Regions from separate parts of the Homo sapiens genome. Here region 1 is linked to region 2. A link is a loop called in an ENCODE intact Hi-C map of the cell type or tissue named here. Cell type or tissue: MCF 10A. All regions are shown on one strand. Each heading gives the region's core, and the rest is flanking DNA. Links, peaks and the distances in the headings are about the cores only.

The links. A loop is a pair of places that touch in the nucleus more often than their neighbours do. Peaks named below come from ENCODE experiments on the same cell type or tissue, not always from the same donor. Only the 100,000 strongest peaks of a DNase experiment are listed, where the experiment ranks them.
Region 1: it touches region 2 in a loop (23-fold over the local background); 12 of 110 quality-filtered maps call a loop at or near these places.

The regions. Positions count from the first base shown.
Region 1 is chr3:132,392,203-132,408,473 of GRCh38, reverse strand. It overlaps the pseudogene NIP7P2. Among named protein-coding and RNA genes, the nearest start is that of DNAJC13, 17 kb to the left of the region's middle. In MCF 10A, for the core only: a CTCF peak has its summit at 8,974 (motif pointing right); a DNase peak (open chromatin) is centred at 8,993.
Region 2 is chr3:131,787,774-131,804,044 of GRCh38, reverse strand. All of the region lies in intron 2 of CPNE4 (copine 4), which reads left to right. LOC105374113 (a long non-coding RNA gene) reads right to left here and starts at 1,235. Exons shown (of 7, transcript XR_007096089.1): 1 at 1,154-1,235; 2 at 543-648. RefSeq lists enhancers at 7,352-7,401, 6,995-7,531. In MCF 10A, for the core only: a CTCF peak has its summit at 9,073 (motif pointing left); a DNase peak (open chromatin) is centred at 9,094.

The DNA of each region.
Region 1 (16,271 bases), core at 5,398-13,397, 600 kb before region 2:
TGTCTGTTATCCCAACACTTTGGGAGGCTGAGGCAAGTAGATCACTTGAGTCAAGGAATTTGAGACCAGCCTGGGCAACATAGTGAGACCCTGTCTCTACCAAAAAAAAAAAAAAAAAAAAAGCTGGGCATGGAAAAAAAACAAAACAAAACCCTGTGGTTCCAGCTACTCAGGAAGCTGAGATAGGAGGATCACTTGAGCCCGGGATATTGACACTGCAGTGGGCTGTGACTGTGCCACTGCACTCCAGTCTGAGTGACAGAGTGAGACCCTGTCTCAATAATAATAACAACAATAATAATAAAGCCCAGAATGTATTTCTCCCAGTTCTGGAGCCTGGGAAGTCCAAGGTGCTAGCAGATTTGGTGTTTGGTGTGAACTCTCTTTCTGGTTGGTAGATGGTGTATAGCAGTGTCCTCATATCATGGAAGGGGTAAGGGATTTCTCTCAGGCCTCTTTTACAAAGGCATTAATCTTCCCAAAGGCCCAACCTCCTAATACTATCACCTTGCAGGGTAGTATTTCAACATACAAATTTTGGGGGGTTGCAAACACTCAGACTATAGCAATATGTAACTATTAGAAAACTATGTTTGCCATAAGATATTTCTGTATTTATATATGTTAAACATATAATTTAAGATTGTTTCCAAATATGAAAATGAAATAGCATTTATTTTTGAATTTAAATCTCTGTCAGCAACCAAATTGATTCTAAAACATAAACCCAGGTTTAGCAAAAATGTCCTTGACACACAGTGAGAAATTCAAATAGACAATGGTTTCACGGTGCCTTAGCTCTGAAACAAGTGAAAGTGGAAAATTCTTTTTATTGAACACTTTCCAAGAAAATACACTATTTCTTATTAAGGTTTTCTATACTATCTCATATAACCAAGGAAAAGATATCCTAGTTAATCCAAAGTTCTGGTTAATTTGGGGCAAATTTTTAAAGAAATGTCATATGTCATATATCATCCTATCTCATATATATCATTTATTGAACAGCTACTTTGTGCTGGGCCCTCTACTAAGGACTTTAATGCATCAACTCATTTTATTTTCATAACAGACAGGAAAACACTGTTATTATCCCCATTTTACAGATGACAAACCCAATACTTTAGAGAGGTTGTTGAGTTTTCCCCATGTCATATCACTAGAAAGCAGTAGTGCTTTTCAAACCAGGTCTGTTGGATTTCAAAGTCCATGCTGCAAATCACTACATTTCATTTAGTACGTACGCTCTAGTAGCCATGACTTCCTCTTTCCTTAGTCATTCAGGAGTCACTTCTGGTTATCATTCTACTAAAAACTTATATTAGAGATTTTCAAATGAAGGAAAGACAGTGCAACTCTTTCACACTTGGTTCATAGAGCATTTTCTCAGAATAACATGGCTTACAACTTGTGTTTTATTCTTATAAATATACTTTTATAATACTATATTATCTTTTTATTAAAATCTGTCCTACAGATAAACTATCTCCTCAAAAACATCGCGTCTAGGAGTACAAAATTTTAAATAACAGAAAATATGACTTGCCCACATCTGTAGCCTTCCTCAGTTCTAGCTCATCTGTAGGCTAAATTAGGAGTAAAAGAAATGGAAATAAAATAGTCTATTTCTAGTGAAAGCAAATAAATGACAAAGGGGAAGTAAAACTGCAAAATAATCTAAAATGAACTAAAATTAAACTGTGTAGCATTGAAGTTGGTGGATTAAAGAGGGGATTTTCATAGTTTTTTTTTTTAAGTAAAATGGCTGTATCTTAGTGTTTGAGTTAACTTATTACATAACCAGTTGACATGAACACAAGGTCCAAGTCTACATGACAGCAGGTAGATTAAGAAATCAGGTCCTGGAAGCCATTGGCTCTTTCCTTTGTTTCCCTTAGCTTTACCCCTTAACTCACATACTTCCTCTTCCATTTGGTAAAAGATGTCTTAAGAAAAGGAAAAACCTAGCTCAACAATGGGAACACTCTCTCAATATTTTAAGAAGGGAACAGGTGGATTTATTACTACCTGGGCAGTTAGCAGTGGTGATGACCTATACAAAATATGGGAAGGGATTTCTAGTTTTATCTCCAAAAATGTTTAATATACTTGTCTTTATTTTCCTCTTCAGCTTTAATTTTTTTTTCATTTTGCTTCACTTTTATCACCCTACCCAACTTTACTCAAGCAGACTTTTGTATAGAAAATAACCAAAGGCATTCAGCCATCAACAGTTAAAGAGGCCTTCTACGTAGTCAGGCCATCTCTCAGCCAACATTTATTACAACAACAACCCAATTAATGTCATTCTTAAGAGTCTGCTAACTTCAGTGGCATTTCGATTACACAATTTTAGGTTATTAGAGTGGTTCTCATTGAGAAGGGGAACCAAACATTCCTTGTTGCCCTCCCTTCAGGATATGCTCTTGAATATTTCTTCCACTGAAGGTTTCCTGGAAATGGTGAATCCAGTGCGGCAAAGCAGGTGGAATGGGGTAGTGAGTTGGCTGTCCAAAAGAAAGTCTGACTGCCTCTGCTTGGTTCACCAGTGGCCAGCTAGGAATACCACAATCATTATTACAGATCATTCCCATTAACTCATAGTCCTGAGATCTTACTCAGGTCTCTAGCAACTCAGACTGTGAGTGGTAAATTTCAGTTCTGCCTGTTGAGGGGCCAGAGTGAACCATGTAATTCCCGAGACTCAAACAAACCTCTGAAGAGAAGCTGCTTATCTGATTTGCATAAAAACTCTGACTGCACTAGTCAGTTAGGGTCATCACAGTTTTAAGAATCAATAAATCAAAATTCCCAGATAAATTTTGAAGATCATAAAAGGATTTGTTTAGACTAGTTGAATATACTGTTTTATTAGAAGGATGGAGTTTTTACAAAACATCCATTTTTACCATAGCACATGAAATAACTACAAAACGCATGTAGTAGGAAGCTAATAAATAATTCTGCTTCCCTGAGGAACTGATTTGACAGCAGCCCAAATAGCCTTTAAAGCTCTAATTTAGTTTCTGTCCCATCCTGCTTTCTGTTATACCTATTTCCTCCTTGTGACCCAGTATATGATTCAAATAGAAGCTGTCTAGGGTCATTAAAGCAAGCTGTTGCAGAAGCTGGGCTGTTGATTCAACATTTGGCAGACTGTTCAGTGAAAGCCTTGATTTCATTTTTGTTAGGCCAGCAAACAATAGCAGCACACTGGCTCTGCTGATAAAAAGAATAAAGAAAACAAACCAATATGACATTTATATTTCTAAACAAAAGAAGGAGGGGGTTTCTCCCTATTCCACACTTTTCTGGCATGAGAAAGTCTTAAGTAGCCAGAATGAGAACTGGTTAATTCTCTGATAGTAAAGGTTTAAAACCAAAATTCATAAAAATACATAAAAAAGTAAAGTAGATAATTGTCTTCCTCCCAGCCCTTCACTTCCTACACTGATGACCCTCTTCTCTTCCTACTCTGTTCTACATTGCTATCTGCTCAGTACAATTATTCTCTTTATAAAGCAGGCTATTTAGAAAGGAAAAGATTCACTGCTTTGTAACCTTCATGCTGCCATGAGCAGTGTCCTGGTTTATAGTTCAAAGCTGATATTGACCAGCATGTCAGAAGAATTTGTACAGTACTTTCTACTTGTCACTGCACAAAATGGAATTTTGATGATAAAGTTAATCACTATAGATCCTAAATTAGGCAAAGCAAGAGCCCACTTCGGGTGCCTATATTAATAAAACAATCCAGGCATTAGACACATCTTAGTATGAACCTGCATATCTCCAAAATTTTTGATCAGACTAATGATAGATAATCTGAGCACTGAGAAGAGGAGAAGTTTTTCATGGCTGAAAGCATAACTCATTACGATCAGCATAATTCTTATCTCCCTAACAAGCAGCAAATTAATAATGTCACATTAAGGAGGCTTGGGCTTTTGTTGATCAGTGTCTTCTGGAAACAGGCCTCTTGGCGCAGTCATATCCTGAATGACGCAATTTGTAAAGGGGTCTTAGTCTAACACAGGGAGGCTTCAGGCAAGCTCACCCTTATCTCCAGTGAGTCTTTTCAAACACTATTTGCTGAGGTCCTTTAATATAACTTGTCTAATTTTTTTTTTTTTACAAAAAAGCATGAATCAAAAACTGATGAGAAGCACTATATTGGAATCTACCACAATTAACATTTTGTGGTGGCATTACAAAAAAATGTTTCTTAATTTCACTGTGCTTTTCTATAGTACCCAAATTTTTGATCTCGAACAAAATAAAACAGTAAGAAATATTTTTCAGAATCTTACCATTTTCTAGTTGCTGCATAGCTTAGGTAAAATTGAATGGGTGAGTAATAAATCAACAGAAAGTCTCAGTGGTCATTTCATAGTTGTATTAGTCCATTTTCACACTGCTATAAAGAACTGCCCAAAACTGGGTAATTTAAAAAGGAAAGTGGTTTAATTGATTCACAGTTTAGCATGGCTGGCCTCAGGAAACTTACAATCATGGCAGAAGGTGAAGGGGAAGCAAGGCACCTTCTTCACAAGGCAGCAGGAAGGAGAATAAACACAGAAGGAGCTACCAAACACTTATAAAACCATCAGATCTCATGACAGCTCACTCACTATCATGAGAACAGCATGGAGGAAACCGTCCCCATAATTCAATTACCTCTACCTGGTCACTCCCTTGACATGTGGGGATTATGGAGATTATGGGTATTACAATTCAACATGAGAGTTTGGGTGGGGACACAGCCAAACCATATCAATAGTATCATTTTATTTGGGGGTAACGATCAGAATCTAGGCATGACTTTGTTATCACAAAAAAGAAAATACCTTGTAAGATCAAACAGTAGGGAGAAAGAATATGGAATCATACTTTAGTTTGAGAGCCAGATGTACTAGGCTCTCACATCTCAGTGTGCATATGAAGTTTGAGTACTGTCCAGTCAGGATCAGAAACCTCTATTTTCAGCCAGAGTGGATTAGACAGAAGAAATGTCCACAGTAGCAATTTGATTTCTTCTCAAGTATACTTCTGCACCTTGGACCAAAAGAATCAGCATCACCTGGGAACTTGTTAGATCAGCAAATTCTCAGAATTTACCCTGGACCAACTGAATCAGAGTCTCTGTGGATAGGGCCCAGAAATCTGTTTTAACAAGTTGAATGTGATTGATTGTGATTCTGATGCACATTCAACTTGCAGACCTACTGGAATACAAATTCAGTAGCAGTTTAGAGTGGGAACTTTGGAACCAGACTACATGACATTGAATCCCATGTCTATCATTTACTAGTAGTTCTTTAAGAAAGCAGAATTTAAGCAAGTTATTAAAACCCTTTGTGCCTCAGTTTCCTCATCTAAAAATAGGGCTAGGAATAATAGCTTTTAAATGTTTGTTAAGACTAGAGCAGTAAATATTTATGAAGCACTTAGAATAGTCTCTGACACATGCTAAGTGCTTTGAAAGTTTCCCATTATTCTCCTAGGACTGTAGGAATATCCAACTTAATGTTTCTGGAATCTCTAAGTCCCAATAGGAAAGCAAACATGTATCTCATATCAAACAAGTATCATGTCATTTATGCATTCGTTCATCAAATATTTATTGAAAATCTACTAAGTTTAAGGTATAATGATAAGTTCTTCACATTTTTAGATAGTAACTCATAATCTTAAAAGACATATTTAAGAGTGCATTAGTCAGAAGCCCAGATGATGGTAACTGGATCAGACTGGGAGGGGTAGAAATGGAAAAAACAAACAAACAAACAAACAAAACCCCTACTTTAAAGAAAAGTATATCTATTTAACCAAAAACAGAATAGAAGATCCACATAATACTCCCTATCAATGAGGATTCCTAACCTCATCTTAACTTCTCTTCTAATTGTAATACTATTTTCCATGTGACAGTGGTGGACTGATTACTGTATTTGCTACCTCAATTTTGTTAAACATGCTTATTTAAAAGAAAGATGTATAACTCAATAAAGAATATAATTATTTCTTTTATTCAACTGATTTTGCTCTCTCCATTTTATTTCCACTTAATGAATTTGCCTGACAATCTTGATGCACATGTGGAAATTTTGCCTTTATAGATCAAAAGCTATCTCAAGTATTGGACTATAGGTTTTTTTGTTTACTTTATTTATTTTTACAATTTCTACCTATCTACTGTGATTCAGGTACTATCATCTGGTCCCTGACTGACATAATTCACTCTTAAATATGGCTTTTAAGATTATGAGTTAGATAAAAATGTTCAGCATCATGTCTTGAACCTAGTATATTTTCAATAAATATTTGATGAATGAATACACAAATGAATGGTGTAATACTTGTTTCATATGGAAGACATGTTTGCTTTCCTACTGAGAATATGTGTATTTTCCCATCCTTTATTTATTTATTTAAATTTTTTTGAAACGGAGTATTCTGTTTCATCACAAACACAAAGATCTGAAACCCCATTTTTGAGCCATCTCTGTATATAATAAGAATCCAGCCTGCATCTGTCAGTGATAGAGAGTACAGTAAACTAAGATGTCCCTGAAGAGGCCATAGTGTTGACAAAATTCAACATGATGGTGGAGTCTACACAAACACAGGAAACAAAACTCGGCCCTTCCACACAGCTGTCCTTGCAATGACTTCGTTTTAAGTCAACGTCTCTTCATGCTGTGCATATTCCCCAATGTCTGCTTGATGAAGTACCACAATCGCCATGGGGTCTACTTTTCTGCAGTCTTGTGTAGATTTTGCTGCCACCCCAAAACCCAAAGGGATGTCTGCCATGGAGTACACCACCACTCCCCTGGTACTGAGAACTATTTTCGGTGATTCGACCCAGACTATATTTCAACACATGGTTTCCATAGAGGAAGGACTGCTCTGCACCACGCTTTATCCACACTTTATACTCGGCATAAGGTGCAAGGTAATTCAGGGCTGTGACGTGAACCGAAACTTGTGGGTCTTAGTGACTTTTCCGAAGCAGGTCCCCAGTGACACCAGCTTGTCCCCGGAGATATTGGCATCCAGCTTCACAATCTTCTCACTCACATAGTCCACCCGGTCGTTGTGCAGCCAGAAACAGTAGGTGCGGTCAGGCCGGTCCAGCAGCAGCTGAAGATTCTCCCTGATGTACTTCACAATCTTCTCAAACATGACATGGGTCTCCTCTTCAGTCAAAGGCCGCATTTTCCTGCTGGGTTGGAACACCAGATCCTCGTGTCTCAGTCTTATTTATTTATTTTTAAGAGATGGAATTTCTCCCTGTTGTCCAAGCTGGAGTATAGTAGTGTGATCATAGCCTACTGCACCCTCGAACTCCTGGACTCAAGTGATCCTCCTGCCTCAGGCTCTCGAGTAGCTGGGACTACAGGCACACACCCATACTTTTAATCAATGTGTATTATATTTGAATTGTGTTTCTTGTAAATAGCATAGAGTTGAGTCACGGTTTTTAAAAATCCATTTTGACAATTTCTTTTTTAAAAAAAAATCTCACTTTTTTGAGGTCCGACATATAAAAGAAGTTTTTACATATAACTTGTATATATAAAATGTATACTGCTTGATGAGCTTAGGGAAAATTCCTATTTTTAAATTAGTATGTTTGGATCATTTACATTCATGTTATGATTGATATGTATGGATTTAGATTAATGGTACTACAAAATTTGGCTGCTGTTATTTACTTTTCAGAGTCTTCAAATACTTGTTCTTGCCTTCTGTCCAGGGTTTGTAATTATATTCAGTGTGAGAAAAGGTGTGAAGCATGCTTACTCCTTCTTACGTGAAACTGGAACTCTGGGGATAATTATTGTTAGAGCTCCCCTTAAATCTAGGGATCAGAGTCCAAGTTTTTTAATCTTACATGAACATTTTTTTTTATCAAATCACAATCTCAAATTTGCTTTTAAAAGCTATTTTCCTCCAGCAATTAAAACAGTGCTCTCCAAAACTCCCAGGATGGGCTGCTCAGAAAACTCTTCCCAGTACACTGCTATGGTTTCAGGAGTTCCCCATAGTTCGGAGTTGCTTGAGGTGAGCATTCATGATGTTGTAGACTTTTCTAACCAGACCAAACCAAATCACTAGATGGCTAGTGTCACCAAATTATTGTATCTATTTATTTTTTTTCAACCAATGTTTTTAAAGCATTTATTATGGGTCAGGCTCTGTTCTAAGTATTGGGGATGTAGTAGTGAACAAGAAAAGGCCCTTGCTCTAGTGGGTGAGGGGGAAGAGATAAAGACAATAAATATATAGAAATATGACTGAATCAGACAGTTTAAGTTAGTGCTAAGTGATATGAAGAAATAAAATCAGGGTAATGGGCTAGAAAGTAATGGGGATGAGAAGGACAGAGTAGCCGCTTTACTCACTTGGTCAGAGAAAGCCTCTCTAGAAGGTGACATTTGAGTTGAGGCCTGAATCTTGATAATAAAAGAATCTGGTGAAGAAATGGGTGGCAGAAGGTTTCAGGAAAAGAGAAATAAAATTGCAAAGACTTGAACTACTTTTTGTTCTACCTTTCCTTCTGCATTTCTGACCACAGAATTTAAATCTGCATGAGGAAAAGTGTTTTTTTCCCCCAACAGCTGGGAACCTTAATTGAAACTCGAAGTGTGTAAACTAAACATACGAACCTCAAACCATGTAAGCTACCCCAGAATTAGACTGATATAACTCACTCCCCAATATTTTTTTCTTCAGATCAGTGATACCCAAATTCTGGCCCAATATTAAGGGAATTTGGACAGAGTTTTAGCTAGGTATAATGTTTTGAAGGAGGGAGTCAGATCATCAGATTGTTGATAAGAAATCCAGATGCACTATTCCATTCTTTCACAGAAGACACCAAAACATATTATTTGCATTTAAATCACATTTTTAAACTGCCATGAAAGCAAGCATGCAAAGACCACCTGTGGACTGTAGATGGCAGACTATACCCACAAACTAGTGGTTGAACCCTCTGAGCAACCTCAGAAACATTTGGGAAAGACTATGGGCCCCAGCTTCTTGTGTCACAATGATTATACCATGCAAAAGATCTATAACAAGGATATTTACAAATGTTGGAACAGTGGGAAGGTTCTGTATACTGATACCACTGAAGTTACCCCCTCATGGTAACGAGACATTTGAGAGGCCCTGCTCTGAGAAATACTGTTTTAGTGACTAAAACATCCCAGACTCAGCCCTATAGGATGAAAGCTAACATGTAAGTAGTACTTACAGATACTGACAATTGTCTGTGATTAAGACTGTTGAGAGAAAGCGGGTGGAGTGGGGGGTCTTTGGAGTTCTTAGTACTTTCTAGATTGAAAAACAGTATCTGGTGCACTCAAGCAGTATAGTAAGAAAAGGCGGTAAAACTTCCAAAAATGGCATCTTTATAAATTGCATGATTTTGTGACATCAGCCATTTGCTAGCCTAGGGATTCTGTTTGGTTTGGTCTTAGAAAAGTCTACTGCATGATTCTATTTTTATGACTGCCTCGAAAAGACAAAATTATAAAGATGGAGAACAGATTAGTGGTTGTCAGGAGTTATGGGCAGGGGGAGGTGGTGACCAAAAAGAAATAGCACAAGGGATATTTTGGGGGGTGATGGAACTGTTTTACATCCTGATTATGGTGGTAGATAACAGGAATCTACACGTGTTAAAATTTAGAGAATGTACACTCATACACACACACAAATTTACTCAAAATAAAATTAAAGAGTAATATAAAAGAGATTTTCCTAGTAATAATGACTTTTCCCTTCAAAAAGCCATTGAAGAAAAGCAAGAGGTTGAAGAAAAAATGCTCATGAAGAAAAGGAGCCCAAATTCTCCACTCCCTCAATCACAGTTACCAAATTTTGCTCAGGTCTCTGCCTTATTCCATCAAAAATATAGCTATTGAGTGAGTCTAAGATAAAAGTCTTCCATAGATACATCATTGAATAATATACACTTATGCTTTAAAGAGTAAATGATAGTTGTTCAGCTATGAATTAGTATTCACTTGTATCATATACAGCTGGGACCATGAACTAGGTCTTTCACAAAATGAAAAAATTTTAATTGTAATTCGTCAAAAAATTAAATTAACAAGTTAATTTAATAATAAGCAGTTTAATTAATGGACACATAATGAATATTTAGACCTGTATTCCACCAACCCATTTATCTAACTTTAATCTGTAATTAAATTTCACTAAAATTCATTAAAATTCAAAAGACATGCTCTTTTTAAGCTTCTAGTAGTACATTTTGTATTAAGGTGGTAAAACTAACCAATAAAACAATTTTGAGTTATATATTCCGATCTTATAGCAGTATACTATATTTCCTAAAACTTAAAGATTCACTTTTATTTGTTTCATTTCTTAAAATGGTATGTTCTCTTGCCAATGTGAAGCTCAAGGCAGATTTATTTCTCTTTACCTAAATGCATTCAGGGAGTTTTTAAAACAAATGCAACTTGTCTTGTTCAGAATGAATTAAATTCAGTGTTGGGAATAAGGAACCGGTTTTAGAATCCAGACCAATCACAGAATGGTGGCGTGATCCAGTGGGTCCCTTAGTCTGTTTTCCAACAGCCTATCTCCCAAATGAAAATGTGGGATGTGATTAGCGACATGTGTTTCCTCTCTACTCACAGGAGTTCATAACAAGGTGAATTATACTAATTATAATACTAACTACCACTGCACTAGGTTATTTATATATGTCATCTAACTGGATTGTCACAGACCCTTATGAAATAGATGTTGTAAGTAGATCTGTTAACTACCAGAAATTTGAAATTTTGAAGTTTAATTCCAGCTCTGAATCCTGGATGTCATGACCTTGCAAAGCTCAGGATCCTTACTTCTACTCTGCTCCAAACAAGTCTTCCTTGCTAGAAATGCCTTCACTGTGTCATCTGCTGACCTCTCTGATGATGTCAGCTGTTGGGTCTTAGTTCTTTAAGCTCCTCAGTTGCTACCATTACCCTGTAGACTTTTAATGGTCTAATAGTTGTTCCATCCAAGATGTTATTATTGCTTGAATTCACCTCCAATCACTTTATTTTCACTCCAATTGTGTCCAGAATTGGTGGGTTCTTGGTCTCGCTGACTTCAAGAATGAAGCTGTGGACCCTGTGAGTGTTACAGTTCTTAAAGATAGGGTGTCCGGAGTCTGTTCCTTCAGATGTTCAGATGTGTCCAGAGTTTCTTCCTTCTGATGGGTTTGTGGTCTCGCTGGCTTCAGGAGTGAAGCTGCAGACCTTCACAGTGAGTGTTACAGCTCATAACGGTAGTGTGGACCCAAGAAGTGAGCACCAGCAAGACGTATTGCAAAGAGCAAAACAACTAACCTCCCACATAGTAGAAGACCCAAGCCGGTTTCCACTGCTGGCCCGGGTAGCCTGCTTTTCTTCCCCTATTTGGCCCCACCCACATCCTGCTGATTGGTCCATTTTACAGAGAACGGATTGGTCCATTTTACAGAGAGCTGATTGGTCCGTTTTGCAGAGTGCTGATTGGTCCGTTTTGACAGAGTGCTGATTGGTGTGTTAACAAACCTTTAGCTAGACACAGAGCGCTGATTGGTGCATTTACAATCCTTTAGCTAGACAGAAAAGTTCTCCAAGTCCCCACCAGGTTAGCTAGACACAGAGCACTGATTGGTGCATTTACAAACCTTTAGCTAGACACAGAGTGCTGATTGGTGCGTTTACAAACCTTTAGCTAGACACAGAGTGCTGATTGGTGCATTTACAATCCTTTAGCTAGATGGAAAAGTTCTCCAAGTACCCACCCGTGCCAGAAGCCCAGCCGGCTTCACCTTTCACTGGCACTTGCAGCGGGACTTTGCCGCATCTAGCGGGAGCACTCTGGCAGCCCAGAGGGAGCTCATCCCTGGATGAAGCCCAGCAGGCGCTGGCCGGCTGCGCCCAGTGCGGGGCCTGCCTAGCTGGCGCCCACCCAGAACCTGCACCAGTCCGCGAGCGCCTCGCACAGCCCCGGCTCCTGCCCACGCCTCTCCCTCCACACCTCCCTGCAAGCAGAGGGAGCCGGCTCTGGCCTCGGCCAGCCCCATAGAGGGGCCTCTGCAGCGCAGCGGTGGGCTGAAGGGCTCCTCCAGCGTGGCCAGAGCAGACGCCCAGGCCAAGGAGGCGCTGAGAGGGAGCGAGGGCTATTAGCATGTTGTCACCTGTCACAATTCAGTTACCCATTCATTGCATTACACTTTGTAATTGGGAGTTTGAACCATCTTAGAAATCGAAGTCTAAAGTTCCAGTAACTGACCAAACCTTTCGTCCTTCTGGCTCTTACTCCATTTAATCTCATAAAAACCTCTGATCTGCCTGTTCTGTCCATCTTCCCCTTTGTGTCAGCTCCACATCCTTTCCACCTCTTTTCTCCTTGCCCAGCTTGAAATTCACAACTATTCATTTGACTTTCTTAATGTCCGCCTCTTCCTTTTTTAAGCCAGCAATTCTCACAGGTTCATCCAAGGCACTCAATGTAGTACCTGAGTATTGCTGCTGGTTATTTGGGGCCCAAGGGCTCTTCCGTCAGCAGGTGATGAATGCCGCCAGCACTGGGTCCTTTCCTTCAATATTGTGGGTTCCCTTTTGGCCCAAGGTGTATCTAGAAATGTCATCTGGGAGCTAAGGCCAGAACCAGTGCCCTATCTTGCTGTGGTTGAGCTGGTATCCAAGACCCAAGATAAAGTCTCCCCAACTATTTCCTCTTCTCTAGTCAAGTGGAAGGAAGGGAGCCACAAGCTGTGCAGCTTGGGGTTAGGGGAAAGGTGATTCCAGCACTCCATTGGCTGCCCCAGTTGGTATGATGCCCCCAGACCACTGTCTCTGGGCCTAGTTCAGCACAAGGACTTGCTTAAGTGTTGCAGTCCTTATGGCCTAGACTTCCTTTTAAGTTTTCTTGGAGACAGACAGCACTATAACCCCCAGTGGCAAAATTTATGGGAACTCAAGTTTAAACCCCTGGGATCCATGATTCCTCTCTGGCTAGGGCTAGTTTAAATGCTCCCTCTATAGGCAGGGGTCAGCTGAGTTTAGTCTGGTTTTCCTTTCTGCTCTAACAGGACAGCACCCAGTGGCTGTGTTCTTCCACTCCAAATTCCCAGAGATGCTCTCTGCACCACTCCCTACCACTGCCAGGATGGGGGAGGGGTGGCCTCAGTGACTCAGGCCTGATTTTTCTATCTCTTCAGTGCCTCTTTCAGCGATATGAAGTTAAAACCAGGTACTGTGAGTGCTCACCTGAGTTTTTTGTGGTTTTTTTTTTTTTTGAGACTGTCTCTCCTTGCTCCTCAGATTGCAGATAGCCTATTGTTGGACCTTGTAATCATGTAAACTAATACTTAATAAACTCCCCTTTATATATATCCTGTTAGTTCTGTTCGTCTAAGAGAACCCTGACTAATACACCTCAGTTTTCTCATTTTGGGAGATTAGCTGAATTAATTCATGCTTATCTCTGAATGAGCACAATGTTAAGTACCCAATGTTAGCTGTTATTAGTAAGATGAGTAAATTAGGACTCCTATCCTTCCCTCTACTTCTTTCCCTACTCTTCTGTATGCACTGTTCTCCCATCCTAACAACTTTTGTTAGCTTTGGTCATCTCTTCTGTAATCATAATTAATCCTTGCATGCTTTATTCATTGGTTGAATCTAAAATCAAAAATATCAATGCACAGTATTTCTATTGTGATTGTGTTAACATTGTTTACTATCCTATGATTTCAAAGTGTCTTATTTTATTTTTTATTGTATGCCTTCATCAAACACTAAGATGATGTATCTGCCTTAAACATATTCCATCTTTGATAAGTGATGTAATATAATTGTTGAAGACGGATTTCCCAGAACCATCTGACTTCTTATTACAATCTGAACCAGCTGCTCTCTGGGCTGGATGCCAAGCTGTCATCCTGAGTTTTTTTCCACCCAAGTCCTGGGTTGGAGTCAGTGTTCTGGGATCTCAAGTTTTTACGTTTCTTGGACTTAATTCTTGTTCTGGCTGGAGAACATCTTCAAGTAATTTTCTTGAAAGGGTGCATGATAAATCAACTTGATGAATTTTTACATGCTGGAAAGTGACCTCAATTTTTCCCTCTCACTTTCTCACTTGATTGATATTTTTACTGAGTGTGGAATGTTAGGTCCATAATTATTTTTCTCAGAAAGTTGAAGTTATAGCATCTAGGTATTCTAATAAGAAATTACATTCTTTTTTCTTTGTAGGACATAGTGGTCCCCCTCTAGAATCTTTCACAATGCTCTCCATGCCCAAAGTGTTCTGAAATTTCTTGAAAATGTTCTGCGTTTGGGTCTTTTTTTAAAAAAAAAATTCATCTTGTGGTCATGGTTACACTCATGTATACAAGTGGTAAACATTATTCAAAAAAACTGCATGTTGAATTGAATTGTACCATCAGGAAGAAGAAATCCTATAATGCTTAAAGCCTGTGCCACAACATTCAACGTTAGATTGTACCATTATGTATGGTTTCTCTAATTGTTTTATGTGTATATATGTTTAATGTCTTGAACTTCATCCTAAGCAGGAAATACATTTTTTTCTCATCTCAGTCTGTCCCTGTCAGTCTTTCAGAAGACCAAAAGTGGTAATTTTGTGCATTAAGAATACCCTGGACTGAATGGTGCTCTCAAGAGGCCAGGAAGATTATCTGTGTAGGAAGGAGAAAGGAGATAAACTAAGTGACTTCAAGTAACTTGGAAAAATTTCTAGCCCACTGTACCCAGGATTTGTGTCCTTTCAGAAGGGGCCATTCATTATTTTCTTTTGGCTTGTGGGAGGGAGAATGCATGTTTTTCCATCCTGGGAAACTTGCTTCATAGTCTGACTTCATGGCCAGACCTGCTTGAAGTCAACCAGTTACTAAAGGGCATCCATGTACCTGTGTAATTTTGTAGATGTTGCATGTCAGCTTCATTGAGGTCATTGAAACTGGGCCCAGAGGAGACGCAATTTACTTTTATAATAAGGAAGTTAAGATGTAGCAAGAGACTAAAGAGAGTTGGAAAGATATCTGCCACCTACATTCAATATTTTTTTCTGTTTGACATTATTCTATTTTGTTATTAATAAGATAACAAATCTTTGTAAAACAAACCCTTTCCTTGTTTCTTTCTTTCTACAATATCTACTTTCAGATTAAATTGGTAATAACTTAATCTGGCTCTCCTGTAGAATCTGTCTTTACAATTTTAATGGTTTTTATTTTTTAAGCGCTCTATTACATTTGACCTTGTTTTGAAATCTGTTTCTTTTGTTTTGTTGGGGGAGAATGCTGAGAATGTTGTATTCCCTTAGAAAGAAATCCTCAATCATAGTAACAGTTTTAATAAGATCACATATCTGCCTGTTGTTCTACCAAATGAAATTTCCATCACTTTAACAATAGTTGTCATTTCAAGATGTGTGTAAGAAGATTGAAGAAAACCCCTGATATGATTTGACTCTGTGTCCCCATCCAAACAGCAGGTTCCCCTCATGCTGTTCTCATGATAGTGAGTGAGTTCTCACAAGATCTGATGGTTTTGTAAGGGGTTTCCCCCTTCACTCAGCTCTCGTTCTCTCTCCTACCACCCTATGAAGAGGTGCATTCTGCCATGGTTGTAAGTTTCCTGAGGCCTCCCCAGCCATGTGGGACTGTGAGTCAATTAAACCTCTTTTCTTTATAAATTAGCCAGTCTCAGATATTTCTTTATTTTTTTTTGCATTAGTTGAAACATAAAAACTAGTTTAATAGCTTATTTTAAAAGTAACATTGCAGTACATGATAATCATTATATGAAATAATTACATGTTTATAATATAATGATTTTCTTATGATCATTTTCTTATAATGACTGAATGCTAAAGACACAGTAACTGAAAAAACTTACCTATTATACTCCCTTTGACTTAGTATTTAGCATTGAATACAAAAGTTCCAATAGCTTCCATGTAATTAGGGAAAAAATTTACAAATGCATAAAATAGAAACCAAGGTGAATTCTCATGCTGGCAATCAAATAAAGGCTTTTTACTTAATCCAAATGAAAAAGTCCCTTCCTCAAATTATAGAAACTAAATATTACAAAGTATAAAATTATAAGTTTCTGGTGAGATATTTTAAAGAATCTTTATCTTGAATAGTAGAGAACTGTATAAAAGGTGTTAAAATTTCCATATTGGAAACTGTTTAAAAACAATGAATATCAAAC
Region 2 (16,271 bases), core at 4,909-12,908:
GAGACTAATTGACTCTAGATATTTATAGGCACACAAGAGATAAGGTGAGAAAAATAATTAAGATGTATTGATTTATTGTGCTTGTAACTAGACTTTATAAACTCAGATGCTCAGAGATGGAGTCAAACCTTAATAAGAACTTTAATTTCTCATTTAGTAAGAGATTAGTCTTTACGGTTTTCCACTCTTCCTGACCACCATTTTGATCACTGCTTAATGTTCCAGCAATTAGAGGTACGTAATTTACTTAACCATTTCCCCGTTGTTAAATACTAATATTGTCACTAGTTCCTTATGTTTACAAATAGTGCTGCAATAAACATTTCTGAGCACAGCATGTTCTCCTCAGCTTGGGTATGAGCTTCACAAGGGCAGAGAGTTGTCTAAAGTATGGGTTTTCAGTGGCTAGAACAGTGCCTGGCACAAAGTAGGTGCCTAACAACATTTTAAAATATCTTTTGAACAGATAGAGTTGTCCTCATATTTTAAATTCTTTACTCAGGAGAGAGTCCCAGATGTCTATGCCTTCAGAGTATTCTTACCTGAATATCTCATTTGAGGAGAACAAATCACATACACAGTTTGTCTTCAATGTAGAAAAACTTGATAGAGACAGTTAGCAGCAAAACTTCCTTTTGCTTTTGTTCTCTAGAAAGAGATAACAAACTAAATGAGTAGGACTGACTGTATTAGAAAGCTGGACAGAGAAAGGGAAGAGAGTTAGCATTTCCTGTTTTCTGCTATATGCCAGGCACTGTGCTAAATATGATACTGGCAACATCTCATGTCATCCTCACAGATGTGGGTGCAATCATAACCATACTCAAATGAAAATTCATCCCTCTAGGACATTATGTAATTTGTCGAATTCCAAGGTTATCCACCTGGCTAATGGTAGAGCCAGGATTTGAATTCAAACATTTCTGGCTTCAAAGCATTTCTTCTTCGTCTTTTTATTTATTTTTGTAACCTTTCACTACCTCCCTGGAAACTGAATTGGATAGATAACTTAGAAAATCCTCCAACAAACTAACCTTAAAATTTTCTAATTCCAGTCCTGAGTCCATACAGGTTTTCCATCTGAGGCCAGAATGCTAAAACCCAAGGCATTAAAGTGCCAATTTAGGGAAGATTGTCTCTGTGGGTTGCTGACCTGCTCTGCAGTGACTTTCAGCTTTGCTTTATCATGACCTGGTCCCTCTTTGAAGATTGTCAGGAGAAAAGCAGCATCTTTCTCTATGTCCATAAAATATACTGTTTTCAATGATTCAGTTTTGAGCTCTCAGCCACATTAACAGGTTTTCAGGGGGAGATTCCAGGGTTTCCCTCCGTGAACATTTTGTGCTTTGAGGATGATGCTAAGGGTCTCAGCTTAGATGTCTGTATTTTGATGTCATTTACAGCCTTGCTGTGAGAAATTCAGTGCATTGTGACATAGGTCTTTCCATTAAACAGTGTCTGTCCGTGCTGTCCTGACCCCATCCCAGGCTAAGTGCAATGTATAGCCAGCATCTGCTGACTGCCTCCCCCTACTTCAATTTTATAACACAGAAAATGCAGCTGGGCAATTTGTCAACATTTTTCTTCTGTGCAAACCAGAAGAGTTTGTAATAGTCTACTGTTCTATACCCAGAGCAGAGGTCTGAGGCTTTTGAATGATAGTTCCCAGTTTTCTTGACCCTTTTCTGTATGAATTACCTTGTTAGAATAAACTGAACATTTCCCACAGACTTTAAGTTGCAGACTTCCCAGATGAGGAAATGCTCTACTAGTATAACCGCAGAACAGTGACATAAGAGACTGGACAAGGAGTAGATGTGGTTGACTTACTCACTTAGTCCATTCCCTGTTCTCTCCCATATTTCTACGGCCTCAAATCTCTGGTGCCCGTTGGAAAGGAAGTCTTGCACTCTACTTTGATCAGGTGACCAGAACCTGATTCTCACCAAAGTCCTTCTGGTCATGTTCTGCATTAACCTTTCTCTCTTACTTTAGATGCATAGCCTGATTTATGAAACCGACCCTGAATTTATCTTTCCCCTGAACTTCCCCCACCCTATTTCCTAGACCTGAAAGATCAGTCCATCTGATTAAAACCATTTTATTATTACTACTATTACCCTAGCAGTGTCCCTGTCTACATTCTTTTTTTTTTTTTTTGGCATTTGGCTTAGTTCTTTTCAAATCCTAGCGCGGCTTGGAGGCATTGCCACTAGGCAATGTACCTGGACTGAGTCCTGAAGTTGAGCATTTACTGAATACTTATCAGCACTCAGAAGCCTGAGAAAATACTACTTGAGTACACTACAGTTTATACTCTGGAATATTTTGCACTATAATGCCCAGTTTTGGAAAGCACTAACCCACAGTTGAGTCATGTCTTTGATAATAAGTAACGACCCATACCTCTCCAACCTGCCCGATTTCTCTTTTATTGACTGACATATTACTTTGGCAGAGACCTTTAGGACACCTGATTTTGATTCTACTATTGTTTCTATTTAAGGTCACAAGGCAACTTTTTTTTTACCCTAATCGTATAGATTCAACTCTTCAGCAGTGATATTATATATATATATATATATATATATACACACACACACACACACACACACACACACACACACACGTATATATGTACCTATATATATATGTACCATATATATATATATGGTACATATATATATATGGTACATATATATATATATGTATGGTTTCCAGTGACTAGACAGAATTTTATTGGGAAATGCAATAAAGTGCAAAAACAAAGCGGACCCTATTTCAATCTGGAAAGCAGCATAAGCTTTTTAGAAAATTCCAGGTACTGTCTGAGTACTGATTGATTGGCCTGCTGTGGGCATTACTAATAGAAGCAGTTTATTTCTCCAAGGCCCTTTGAAAAAATGATGGAGGCTACCCATGAGTATCATCTGAGAAAATATATATTTATGTACCACAATCCAGGGTTCTGGATACTTACTCTACTAGACATAAGTCCCTACTTGTATTTTAAGCTCTGTCCTTTTTCTCATCTCTACCTTTTTCTTTACAACCCATATGGGAGACATTTGAAAATTTTTCTAGATGAATTTTTGCTATGATGATCTGATGCATTTACCTCTAAAATAGTTCCCAATCCCATGCCCTTCTTTTCACCCACACTGAAGCCTTCTTAGTGTTTCTCTTAGAAAATTAAGAAGTTGCCTGTTAGGCATGTCTGCTTTTGGCCTGGCCTTCTTCCATTGCTACCAAAGTAGGTCCCAAGGAGTATATATCTAATCGTGTCACTTGCTTATTCCAAACCTTCACCATGGAATTAAGGCCACACCCTTAGGATGACATTCAAAGCCTCCAAAATTATAACCCCAATATTCCTTTTTTTGAATGATCTCCACCCTGGCTTCCCCAGCCTGCACATGGACAACATCAGGAGCAGTAGGAGGGCCTCATGCAGGGCTATTCTTCCCACAAAAGTTACTGCACTAAACAGAATTGAGAGAGTCCCTACTTTTCTCACCCGTTAAATATTTTGGCAAGTAATAGCTCAGATCCAATGGCTCAGATGGCCATTTATCCGTCCATCTAGTCATCAGTAAATATTTGGTGAGCAGTTACTCTAGTGTTATGCACTTGCAAGGAGCTAAGAATATATAGGTTTCTAAGCTGTCTTCAAGAAGCTTGTCATGTGATAATGGTAGGAGACCTGCAAACAGGTCTGTATTATTAGGTGTTAGGAGAACTGCAACACAATCTCAGTAGTTAAATAGGGGCACAAACTCTCTTGGCATGGTTAGGAAAGGTTTTCAGGCATCACATATTCTCACTTATAAGTGGGAGGTACACATTGGATAGGTACAGACACAAAGATGGCAACAATAAACACTGAGAATTACAAAACAGAGGAGGGGGACAAGTGTTTAAAAACTACCTATCTGGTATTATGTTCATTACTTGGGTGACAGGATCATTAGAAGCCCAAACCTCAGCATCACACAATATACCCATGTAACAAACCTGCATATGTACCCTCTGAATCTAAAATTAAAAAGAAAAAGAAAAGGTTTGTGGGAGAAAGAGATGTATGAAATACACACACACACACACACACACACACACACACACACAACACACACACACACACGCACCAACAAAAAACAATCCACCTGATGTTTAAGGATCTCGGAAACTAAAGACTGCTCTATTACACTTGTTCTTTGATGATAGAGACAGCAATAACTCTAACTGCTGGCATTGGCCACTTCGTTACTAACCCTAGGATAATCTGCACATGGAGGCCACTGAATTGTCATGCTGGGTATGTTTTACCAGTGAGTGATTGCAGTGGCTGAAGGGGATCCAGGCTTCTATTTAAAACAGTGATTGTATGTGGCCCCAAATTTAGTGATAGAGCCTCATTCAGGGTTGCTGAGGAATGTAGGAAAGGGAGGAGGTCGTGAAAGAATATTACTTCAGTTTATTTAATAGTTAAATTCAGAGACTGGGGGTAACAACAAAATTTTAAAAAACAAAATTAAAGACAAAACACAACACCAGAGTAGGTAGAAAATAATTATCTTTTCCAGCATAGTCCTAATTCTGTGAACCACTCTTGCCCATAGGGTAGGCTCAGTGAGATGAAATGAAATACACTCTTGCAGGCCCGTGAAGGAGGATTCTGAGCCTAACCCAATTCCTTGGGTGCCACGTCTTAAATGAGATTATAATAGTGGTAATATTTAGTATCACAGCTCTGTTCCTTGCCTTGGTCTTAATGATGCTGCCCAGAGCTTAACCTTTAATGAGTTTATTTTTACTTCAGGAAAATGTCCTTGCCCAGCTAATTGTGTCTTTCCTAACTCGATTATATCTGGTCTCTCATGGGATAGCTTAAAAAGTTAAAAACATATCCGTGGTATTGTTCATATTTTTTTTCTGTCGGAGCCAGTTTTCAAAACTCCACAAAGTGAGTAAATACAACTTAAGCTCTTTGGAAATTCCTTGTCAGGAGAGTTTGAAAAAAAAGTGTCTTTAATTGACTATGGGACATGCAAGTTCAATTTAATTTCAAAGTGTAATGAAGTTAAGCTTTGCATGCTTTTATCTTATTAATTTCTTTTGGGTTTGTGGTTTTTTTTAAAAAGTGAAGATGGAAAAATAAAAGCTTCCAAGTAATCACTTTTCTTGGTGAAATTTGAGTTATGGATGGCATTTGCAGTAATACCATATTAACAGAATATGATATACCACCTGATATACATTGAGGTGTCCTAATTCAGCTGATTATTTGATCAGGCTGAGAAGAGAAGAAGAAGTCATTCCTTGCTTGCTTCTAAACACTTGCCTAGTTGAGAAAAAGTTGGAAGGTTGAAACACTTCCTTTCTGGACTCTCAAATATCACAAAAAACTATCATATCAGACTCAAAGATCACTTCTTCCAGGAAGCTTTTTTTCTCATCACCACCTCATAAACTAGGCTGGATGATGTTCCTAGGTGTTAATTTTCATAACACTGTAGGTATACATTTAACATCAGACTTAGACCATTTTTTGTGTTTGTAATGATCTGATTTTATATGTCCCCTAACTCTCTTATGGTGTGATATACTTAAGGGTAGAAACAATATCCTATTTAGCTTCCCATTGTCTTGTACAGGTCATGAAACAGAGTAGGCCCCTGGTGGTGACTGAATGAGCATTGCCTGCATCTCCACACATACATCTTAATTGGCAGATACTTGTGAGTGAGGCCTCTGAAGAGTGTTCATTTCATAATTACGGCACAGGTTCAATGATAGAGCACCTGAGGTCCTATGTCCCATAATTGGCTATTTGTGGGTGTTATAGACTGAATGTGTTCCCCCTCCCAAATACATATGTTGAAGTCCTAACCCCCAAAGTGATGGTATTTGAAGATAAGGCCTCTGAGGAGGTTATAAATGTTAAAGGAGGTCATAAGGGTGGGACCCTAATCTGATAGGGCTGGTGCCCTTATAAGAAAGAAAGAGCCACCAGAGGTCTCTTTCTCAGTCATTTGAGGACATAGCAAGAGAGCAGTTGTCTGCAAACCAGGAAGAGAACCCTCACTGGGAACCAAATTGGCGGGTACCTATATCTTGTACTTGCCAGCCTCCAGAGTATGTGTAAATTTAAACCACCCAGTCTGTGGTATTTTATTATGGCAATTTGAGCTGAGTAATGCATGGGGTAATTTTATTCACTGAGTGCACTTGTAGACAGGCCTCTACACAGCTCATTCAGTGAGTTTTGATGTAAAAGGCATCGATGTGTTATATCTGAGCAGGATAGCTTATATATCTCAGAACATCTACCTTAGTGTTAGTGCACGATTACCAACCAGATTGCCATTGCTAGATGGAGGATAATACTTAACCCAGCCTTGTGTATCTATTGTATTTAAAGTGTCAGTAAAGTTTATAACTAGAGTTTCTCATTTCCGTGGTCCTAGTTCCTGCAGAATAGATGAAAACATGTAATGAGCTGTCCTGAGTGTTAGCCTTTTCTGGGATGTACATTTGGCAAGCTTGCAATACAATGTAAGTGCAGTTTCTGGTAGAATCTCTAGCGAACACTTTTGGCCACACTCTGGGAGTTCTCTGTGACAAAATGAACTGGTTAGTCTGGATTAGTCAGTGCTGTAAACCAGTCACCATGATGGTCCCTTCATGCTTCAAAAATCATGGAAAGAGCCCCAGTAAATTGGAGATTTCCTGTACTGCCTTTACCCAGAAGCCACCTCTTGCCAGAGTTCAGGGCCCCTTACTCAGAAAATATTAAATCTGAGAAAAGATTGAAGCTAGGTCATTGCAAATCATGAGGGGTGTAAAGTATTCTGCTTTGAGCCCATCCCTCCTTGACAAATAAAAAACGCCAAGAAAGATGTGCTTGATGGGGCCAGCATCTCAATCTAGAATTCAGACTTTCATAGCTGAAGAATATCAAAGCCACTGTGACCTATGGAGTTTATACAGCATGGGGTAAAGCTGAAGTGAAGACATGTCTAGAGGTTGCAGGTGACTGGCCCTATCAGGAGTAAATAGAAACCATTCTGCCCTTTCCAAAGAAAGAGAGAACAGTCTGCTGGTTGAAGGCAAAGCATTGTTACTTTTGCAAAGAAAGTTAAACTTGCCAACGTCATTAGATGAAAAGACTATGTGTGTATTATTCTAACCACAAAGCAATGGCAGTGAGAGGAAGGCTCCTGCCAGCTGCTTCAGTGAGCCACAGTGGCACTGATGCTCTTTGAGTGGGAGGTTTCTGTTCATTTGCAAATGCGATGACATTTTCAGCTTTTTGTACCAGGAACGGAAGCACCTTGGGAAGCTTGTGGTTGAATGCATTCTCCCTAGAGAGCAGCAAATTAGGTTAAATTCATTTACTGATGGAGGCTCCAGGGGAAGGGGGACCCTGGGGAGGAGGGGGCAGATGATGTGTGGCAGTGACTTATTCTAGTTTGAATTGACTTAGAAAAAATGTATTTATTTGCTTCCTTTCTCCAACCTTCATCATTTCCTCCAAAGACTGCAAGCATAGACTTATACAACATGTCCTCTTTGCAGAAAGCTGTGAGGTGGTTGTGTGCTCTTGACCTGAGGGAGCAGGCCCAGAATCAATGAATGTGTGTGTAATTAAACTCCAGGGGATGAGACACCCGACTTCATCCAAATTAGAGATTCAATTCAACAGCAAGTTTGATAAAAAGGGAGGTCGGTAGTGACCAAACTAACCCTGCTACGTCGTTAACGAGGCTGAAGATGATTCCAAAATGGCTTAATGTGGCAGAAGTCTTCTCACAAGATGGCTATGATTCAAATAACCTTGGACAGCTGTGATGGAAGAGCAAATAAATAGCTCCTTTTACAAAAAAAAAAAACTCTGTCATCTCCTCTAGCCAAAGATATTAGAGCCCAGAGGAACCTTATTTGGTGCTGAGTCCACCCTTTCAATTTCCAAAAGAGAAAAGAACTCTGATAAGTTAAATGACTCCCATGGAATTGGAGATGTCAACTGAAGAATGATGAGGTTCATAAATGTGGAAACAAGAGCTTTATTTCTCATAAAGCGTTGCAACCTGCATGGTGGCCATTCTGACAGACTGGGAAGCATAGCCTCTGGCCAGGAGCCAAAAACAGACTCTTCAAGGGAGGAGAAAAGGGAACAGGAGTGTGTGCTGAGGTGGCCACATTTACATATTTAGTGAGCTATAAGAGGAGTCATAAATATTTTTAAAAGGAGAAACACACACATTCACAACTGAGCTTCATGATTCTCCAGGGGACCCATGTTCAAAATACAGCCTTGTTAGCGTGACCCGAGGGTGGTGTTTTCAGCCCTCTGATGACAAATGTGAAGCACAGGACACAAAAGCCCCTAATGTACACCCTCCATAGACTGGCCAGAACCACTTCATAGTCTGTGGTCTCTTATCAGGAAGAAATGCTGGTCAGCTGTTTTGTTAAAACCACAAAAGGGAGGGGCAGTCATTACTGGTTAGTTGATATCAGTGGTAGAGTCTCTGTAAAGGGCTGGTTTCTGTTTGGTCCTTAGGGAAGAAAGCTTAATGGTGATTATCAAGGGAGGGGATATTACAAGGAATGTCTGACCTCACATACTGTCATGACTGAGAACTCAATTTTCAAGATTACTCTGAGGTCCCCTTGGCCAAGAGGGGTTCTGTTCAGTCAGTTGGTGGATTTGGGATCTCATTTTTATTTCTCAGAGGCTTTTATTAATATGTTTCTCTGTGCTTTGATGCTTATGCCTCTCACTCTGTAATTCTGAACCCAACCATTGCCCTATAGGCGGTGTCTACAAACCAGGGGTCATCCAACAGTAACAATAAGAATATTTCCAAGTGCTGACGGAAAGAGCTCTAGATTTTTTTTGTCAACTCACTAGCAGATATTTGACTCACTGGAAGATTTTCTGCTGGGATAGAATATTTCACCTCTCTCAATAGCGGAGTTTTCATCTGCAAAATAAAGCAATAAACAACTAACCAAAATAGTAGTACTGCCATGGCTAAGCCACGACAGATGGCAGTGTTGCAGAAATAGGAAAAATGTTCCCTCTGGTGGTTGAAGATGGGAAACACACCCTTTCCTCTGGGCTGACTTTGCCCTAAGGAAGGCGACTGCCTTGGTGAGGGACTGAGTTTCATTCCCCAAGCTTTCATCCAGGCACACTTTTATAGCACACAAGCTACACACTCATATGTGGGAACTCTGGTACTCAACTACCTAGTACTCAAGCCTCAACTACCCAGGGAGTTAAGGGAGAACATAAGGAAGAACATCTACCTGTAAAAGTACGTTGTAAGTTTTAGCACTCCTTATCAATGCAAGTCCTATTAAGATATTGAAAGTGGAGGAATACAGGAAGATCCTTTATAGCAAAATTGGGCTTGGATATCTAAGTTGAAATTCATTCTACCACTAAGGGCTTTATACCAAAGTCAACCACATCCCTAGAAATGCAGTGTCCAGCTGGGTGTGGTGGCTCACGCCAGTAATCCCAGCACTTTGGGAGGCCGAGGTGGGTGGATCACAAGGTCAAGAGATCGACACCATCCTGGCCAACATGGTGAAACCCCATCTCTACTAACAGTACAAAAATTAGCTGGGCATGGTGATGCGCGCCTGTAGTGCCAACTACTCAGGAGGCTGAGGCAGGAGAATCCCTTGAAGCCAGGAGGAGGAGGTTGCAGGTTGCAGTGAGCTGAGATGATGCCACTGCACTCCAGCCTGGCAACACAGCAAGACTCCATCTAAAAAAAAAAAAAAAAGTTGTTTCCAAAATTGAACTGGATTTTCAATGAGTATTTTCTTGAGAAAGTTCCCTGAAGGATGATCATAAAGGTCTGTATGTCAGGATACATCCCAAGGAGAAGTGTCATTCCTCAGAGGCAGTCAGAGATGACTCCTGTTTGCATGGCATGTTAAGACCTTGATAATCCTGCATACATATGCATACATTCTTACAGTCACTGTCCCAGTGAATTATAATTATTTGAATAAATATGCATGTAAACATGAGTTAAAAAGCTAACTTGATAATTCTGTTGCTTCTTAGGATGGCTACATACCACAGGCAAGAAAATGGGAGAGCAACCACTGACAAGCTCATAGAAACAGGGCATGTGATATGTGAGTGACTGGAGAATGCAAGGAGTAACTCCTGACATGAGGACTCTAATCTCATGTATACAGACATGAAGGTTTACAAGTCTGTTGCCCTCTTCTCTGACTCTCTTCTCTTTAAAGAGGTGATATTTGAGCGGAGACCTGGGTGATGAGAAGGAGCCAGCCAATGTGCCAATCTGAGTATTAAATATTCCAGAAAGAGGAAATAGCCAGTGAAAAAGTCCATAGGCAGGTACAAATTCTGTGTGTTTTAAAAAAGAAATAGATTTGTATATTTGGATCTTAGTGAGTGAGAGAGATAGTGACTATGTATCAGAAATGCAGATGCTCCACCTACAGAAATTCCAAATCAACTAGTCTAGGGTGGTGCCCAGGCATCGGTGTTTGGGATTTTTGGTTGTTGTTGCTGCTGCTGTTGTTGATCTTGTTGTTATTTTAGGTTCTCCCAGTAATTCTAATCACAGACTAAAGATAACTGATATAGAGCTTTATAGGGTATGGGAAAAAGTTTGGCTTCTAAGAACTATAGAAAACCACAAAGAATTTTAAGCAGGGGAGTGATGTGATACAATCCATGATTAAAATTTCCCTCTTGATCCTGTGTAGAAGATGGATTGAAAGAGGAAAGGGTGGCAAGAATGAGGAAAACTGTGAGTAGGCAGTGGCAAATATCCATGAAGTCACTCTTGGTCTAGTGGAGAAAAAAATGGAAGGCTATGAGAAATGTTATTAAGGTGTTGTCCTTCACAGCTTTACCTAAAATGTTTATTTGCTGATGGATTGGATTAGATTTTGGGGTATGGGAAAAGACGAATGACCAACAGAATTTTGATTTAAGCAACTCAGTGCATTGTGGGGCCACTTATAGAAACAAAAGACACTGTGGTGTCACATGGGTGCACATGGGAGAAGGGAGTGGAAAAAACAATTCTGGTTTTGGCATGTTTTGTTGGAGATACACACACACACACACACACACACACACACACACTGGAAATACCTACACTGTAAATATATATGTGTGTATGTATGTATGTATATACACACACGCACTCATTATACACACACACTCCACATATATATACAATATATACATATATACACACACATATACATATATAGTGTGTGTATATATATACATATATACACACGTGTATATATATACATATATACACGTGTGTGTATATGTATATATACACGTGTGTATATATGTATATATACACGTGTGTATATATACATATATACACGTGTGTATATATATATACATATATACACACACACATATACATATATATATGTATGAGATTTCCAGTGTAGGTATCTGGTCGGCAGGTACACATTGGGATATTCACATTGGGAACTTAGGAGAGAGATCAGGTATATGTATAAACATTTGAGTTTATATGGTATATAGATGGTATTTCATGCCATAGGTTGAGATTTCTTCAAGAGCAAATGTGGACATAGTTTTCGGGTATGGTAATGTTTAGGGCATCCAAGGCAAGTAAGCACTTTTTGGGTGAATTAAAATTGAGTATAAATACTCTGTGCAGAACACTCTTACACTGGTATTAAAATATCTTTCCTGAAAATGAAAAGGAATCTGAAGTGGAAGAAAATGGAACTAAAGAATTTATTATATATAATTTTGCTGATTGATTTTTCTCTTATAAAAGAAATTGGATGGAAACATATATGAGAGGGGGGCAAGAATAAACTTTTCAATGGCAACACCCCTATATCATTTCATGTTATAGTAGCCAAATCTACCAAAGAGAATCATTGCAACCATTCCTGCCTCATGTCTCTTCCCAGGCTGGTCCTCTCTGCCAGGAAATACATAGGCATTTTCTGGTCCTAGTTTCCTTAAATTCTGATGCAAGCAGAAAATTGCCAGTTCTGTTACTGAGTAATTATAGCCCTATATCTGAAATAACTTAATGAGGTCTTCTAGCAGCCTTAATGCCAGACTTAATAATGAAATGAGTCCTCCACCAACATGGCCCCAAGGCACCAAGTGGCCGTGGGGTTGGGGCTTCCCAGAGAATCATGAGAAATTTCTCCATCCTGCAAGTGTATCAATAATTTACCTGCCTTCCCAATCTTATATGATCTGTTAATTGATTCACCTAAGTAACAGACTTCAAATCGGGAAACACCACCCCTGGGGCAAAGTGATGATTTTCTGAAGAGTACGCAGTCAGGGCTTAATTTGCAGATCTTCCAGTTCCATCTGTACTGTTTCCTAAAATTGAACTGCCTAAGAACTCATACTTCTTACGCTTTTTCAAATAAAGTAAGCTTGTCAGCACTGGGACACTGTCTATAATGACAGTAAACCCTGTGGTTTACTGAAACCTTCCAAGTGCTAAACAAGGGGCCATTTGAAATATTAGTTTAGGTGTTGAGAAAATGGATAACTATCCTGATTCAGTAATCAAATCTTTCTGAAAGTCAGGTTTTCCAGTTCTTTTCTTTCCACAAAATTGAAGGTAGACCTCATTGACTTGTCAGTTGTTGGATGACTAAAAATAATTTTTGCTGATGAATCACTGTGGTTTTGATATACAACTTGGAAAAAGTGCAAAAAAAAGAGTGACAAGGCTATTACAAAACTTCCATTCATGTCAATTTATTTATAAGAAAAAATTTCTCAGTTGTAAGCATTTATTAAAATGAAAAATAGGAATGTACTTGAGGCTGAATCTCATTTATCCTAGTGGTTGGTCATATTTATTCATGGATACATTAAGTAATTGTGGGAGGAGTAGCCATTCATCTCATTAAAGCTGCATGCTGAATTATAATTTTAAATCCAGTAATCATCAAAATGTAGACTATAATTTATTGTTTTGATCAATGTTGTACTTAAAATTGTAATGAAAACTCAATCCAAACAAAAATCTTTAACACTTTGAGTTATGGAAATTTTTTTTGGTAAAGATTACTAAAGACTGCACAATAAAACATGTTAAAGCATAAAATTGTATTGTATTAGGCTAAAATTCTATGAGGAAAATAAAATGGAAATACTGTTTGAAGGGGCAAAAGGAAGGTTACAAAATTTGTTAAAGAAGGCAAATTTGTATGTTTTTGTATTTGTGTATACAAATCAGTGGGGTTTTTTTCTCAAATAAATGATAGGATTTAATCACTATGGCATCAAATTATCACTCTTCAAATGACAGCTGAGGAGCACCTAACTGAGCTGGCAAGAGAAGTCAAGAAAGAGTTTCAGATGAGGTGATGCCACAGCTGAGTCTCAGAAGACAAGCAGGAATTCACAGGGTGAAGAAAAGAAGGGCAGGATTTCTAGACTGAGGGTGCATCTGGCTTTCCCAAATAGCCCTCATGAGGCTTGGCCTGTATAGAGAAATTTAAATTTCTCAGTTAGACTCCTAAGAAAGGTGCCTGTTAGAGCCAGGCAAGGAGTGACTGGCAAACAAAATGAGCAATTTTGGGGTAGGGGGTATCCAGACAGGTCCCAATTGGCCTGCAGAACAAAGAAGCACCCCTGGGGAAGGTGAGCTTTGGCTAAGCAGCTTAGTTAATTTTTAGATGTCCCTGTGTTCCTAAAACTCTGTGACAGAAAGACTTGGGTATTTACTGCTTTGTGAGCACAGGAGTTAGCATAGTCTTTCATTAAAGGTCAAACCAACCCAGGGAGAAGTATATAAGTCCCATATCTGGCTGGCAGGAAAAGGAGACAGGACCTTGAATTTTCAAAAGTGTGCATATATGAATCCAAGTTGGCATTATACTGCCAGGCTGCCTGAAATGGATAGGTAGAATGGGTAGGTGGTATTAGGGAGAAGAAACACGATTCTCCTTGATTTCCTCTCCTATTTCTTGTCATCCAATGTCCACTAAATGATCTGACAAGGGGAGGTGGTTAGAAGGAGAATGGAATTAGAGGAAGAAAACAGACATAGATTGAGTGCCTACTTACATGCTTTAAACTTCAGCACCATATAATCCTTGAACTCCTGGGCTAGATGTAGGGCTCCTTCTTTGTGCTTCTAAGGTTGCTTGTGCAGAATTCTAACTTGATTTTCTCTATTCTGCAGGGATTTTTTTTCCTTGTGTATATGCCCCCTCAAAATCAAGACTTTCTTAAAAACAGAGGTTATATATTCTAACATTCTGGACCCCTAACACAGGACTTAGCCTAGTAGGCACTCAAATGCTTAATTAACTGAATTTTATTTCTTCAGTGGTGTTTTACATTAAATGCCTCATTGAATAATCATAGCAAACAGTGACATAGTGTGCAGCATGTACTGGTATTGCTTTACATGCTCACTAACCTGCATAATCCTCCTAAAACCCTGTAAAGTGGCAACTATTATGATCTCCCATTAAATAGAGGGACATCAAGTGACACAAAGGTTAAATAACTTGGCCATGGTTTCACAACTAGTGGTAGCAGAGCTAAAATTTGAACCAAGGCAGTCTAGCTCCCAAGTCTGTGCTTTGACTTGTTGCTATATCACATTGTTCCTGCCACACTACTATTAGGTGGATATTTATAACCTCATTTTGTAAAAGAAGAATGTGAGTCTCTGAGAGTACAAGGGCGTCAGTCACCCAAGACACACAGCTAGTAATTGACAGGTCTGGGATTTAGATTCAAACATGTGCAGTTCCATATTTACTATACTCTAGAGCAATGTGTACGTCTCCAGAACAGGAACCATTATCTTAAGTATTTTGACTGAGGAAAGTGAAAGGATGTAGGATGAGTAGCCTAAGATGGGTGGCTGGTAAACACCCAGGACCAGGTGGAAGTTTCCTTTATTATTAGCCTCTTATGTAAAAGTCTTTCTCTCTCTCTCTCTCTCTCTCTCTGTGTGTGTGTGTGTGTGTGTGTGTGTGTGTCTGGTTGAGTTCTCTGAATATCATTAATATGTGCACAGTGTGAAAATTTTAAGAATAAAGAAAAGAATGTGGAAAAACCATAATTGTCATCATTCTACCATCCCGACATAATCATTGCTAATAATTTCTGTTAGTATTATATATATATGTGTGTATGTATAAATATAAGTAAATTTAAATTCACAGTTTATATTTGACTTTTTTCCACTTAACGTTATAGCCTCAGAATTTTCTAATTTCATTAAAAATCCTTCAACTGTGTGATTTTTAATCGCTGCACAGTAATTGGATAAATCATTATTTAATCCTAATTCCCTTATTATTGGATATTTATCACTGTTTATATCTTAGATAATTTCTTTAGGGAAAACATTTAAAAGTAGACTGGTTGGATGAAAGACTTTATGCATATAGACAAAGTGTCCTCAAGAAAAGTTGTATAAATTTACTCTGCCACCAAATCTATAAGTAAATTCCATCTCCCCAACCTTTGTCAACATTGAGTATTACCTTTTTAAAATCTATCACTTAGGTACCTAAAAAACTTTCCCCTCGGTTTTAAAATTGTAACTCATTGATTATTAAAGAGGCTAAACTTTTTCTGTTATGCTCTTCATCATTTGTATTTTTTCTTTTTGAAATTGTACATTCAATATCATTTGCCATTTTTTTCCATTCGGGTATTTTTATTAATTAATCAGCATGCATAACTTCTTTATTTATTAAGAATATGACTTGATCTGGTAAAAATATTTTTTCAATTGTTTATTTGTCTTTTGTTTTTTTAAATTCCAATTGCTCATTTGTCTTTAAATTTGAGCAGATTTTTCTTGTATATGGAGGTTTAAAAATTATGTCTGAAAACTATGAATTTCTTTTGTAGGCTCCTCATTTGCTTCTAAAATTTGAATACCTCAAAATCAGAATCATATTTACCTATGTTTTCTTAGACTTAGGGTTTTAATTTTTATATTTAAAAATTTGGTACATTCGCCATTCATTTTGAAGCATGTATGATACAAGTGCTAATTAATCTTTTTCTCTCAATAATTACTCAAAAATGATATATTGGACAGTCCTTTTTCCTGTGGTTCTTAGACAATTCTCTCCTAGTGTTTTATTGAACAAACATCTGCACCACCTTTATAAGATAAAGGGCACTGTGATATGTCCTGTACGGTCTTCAGATTCATAGTTTCCAGATTCTGCCTTCCAGGAACTTATCACCAAGT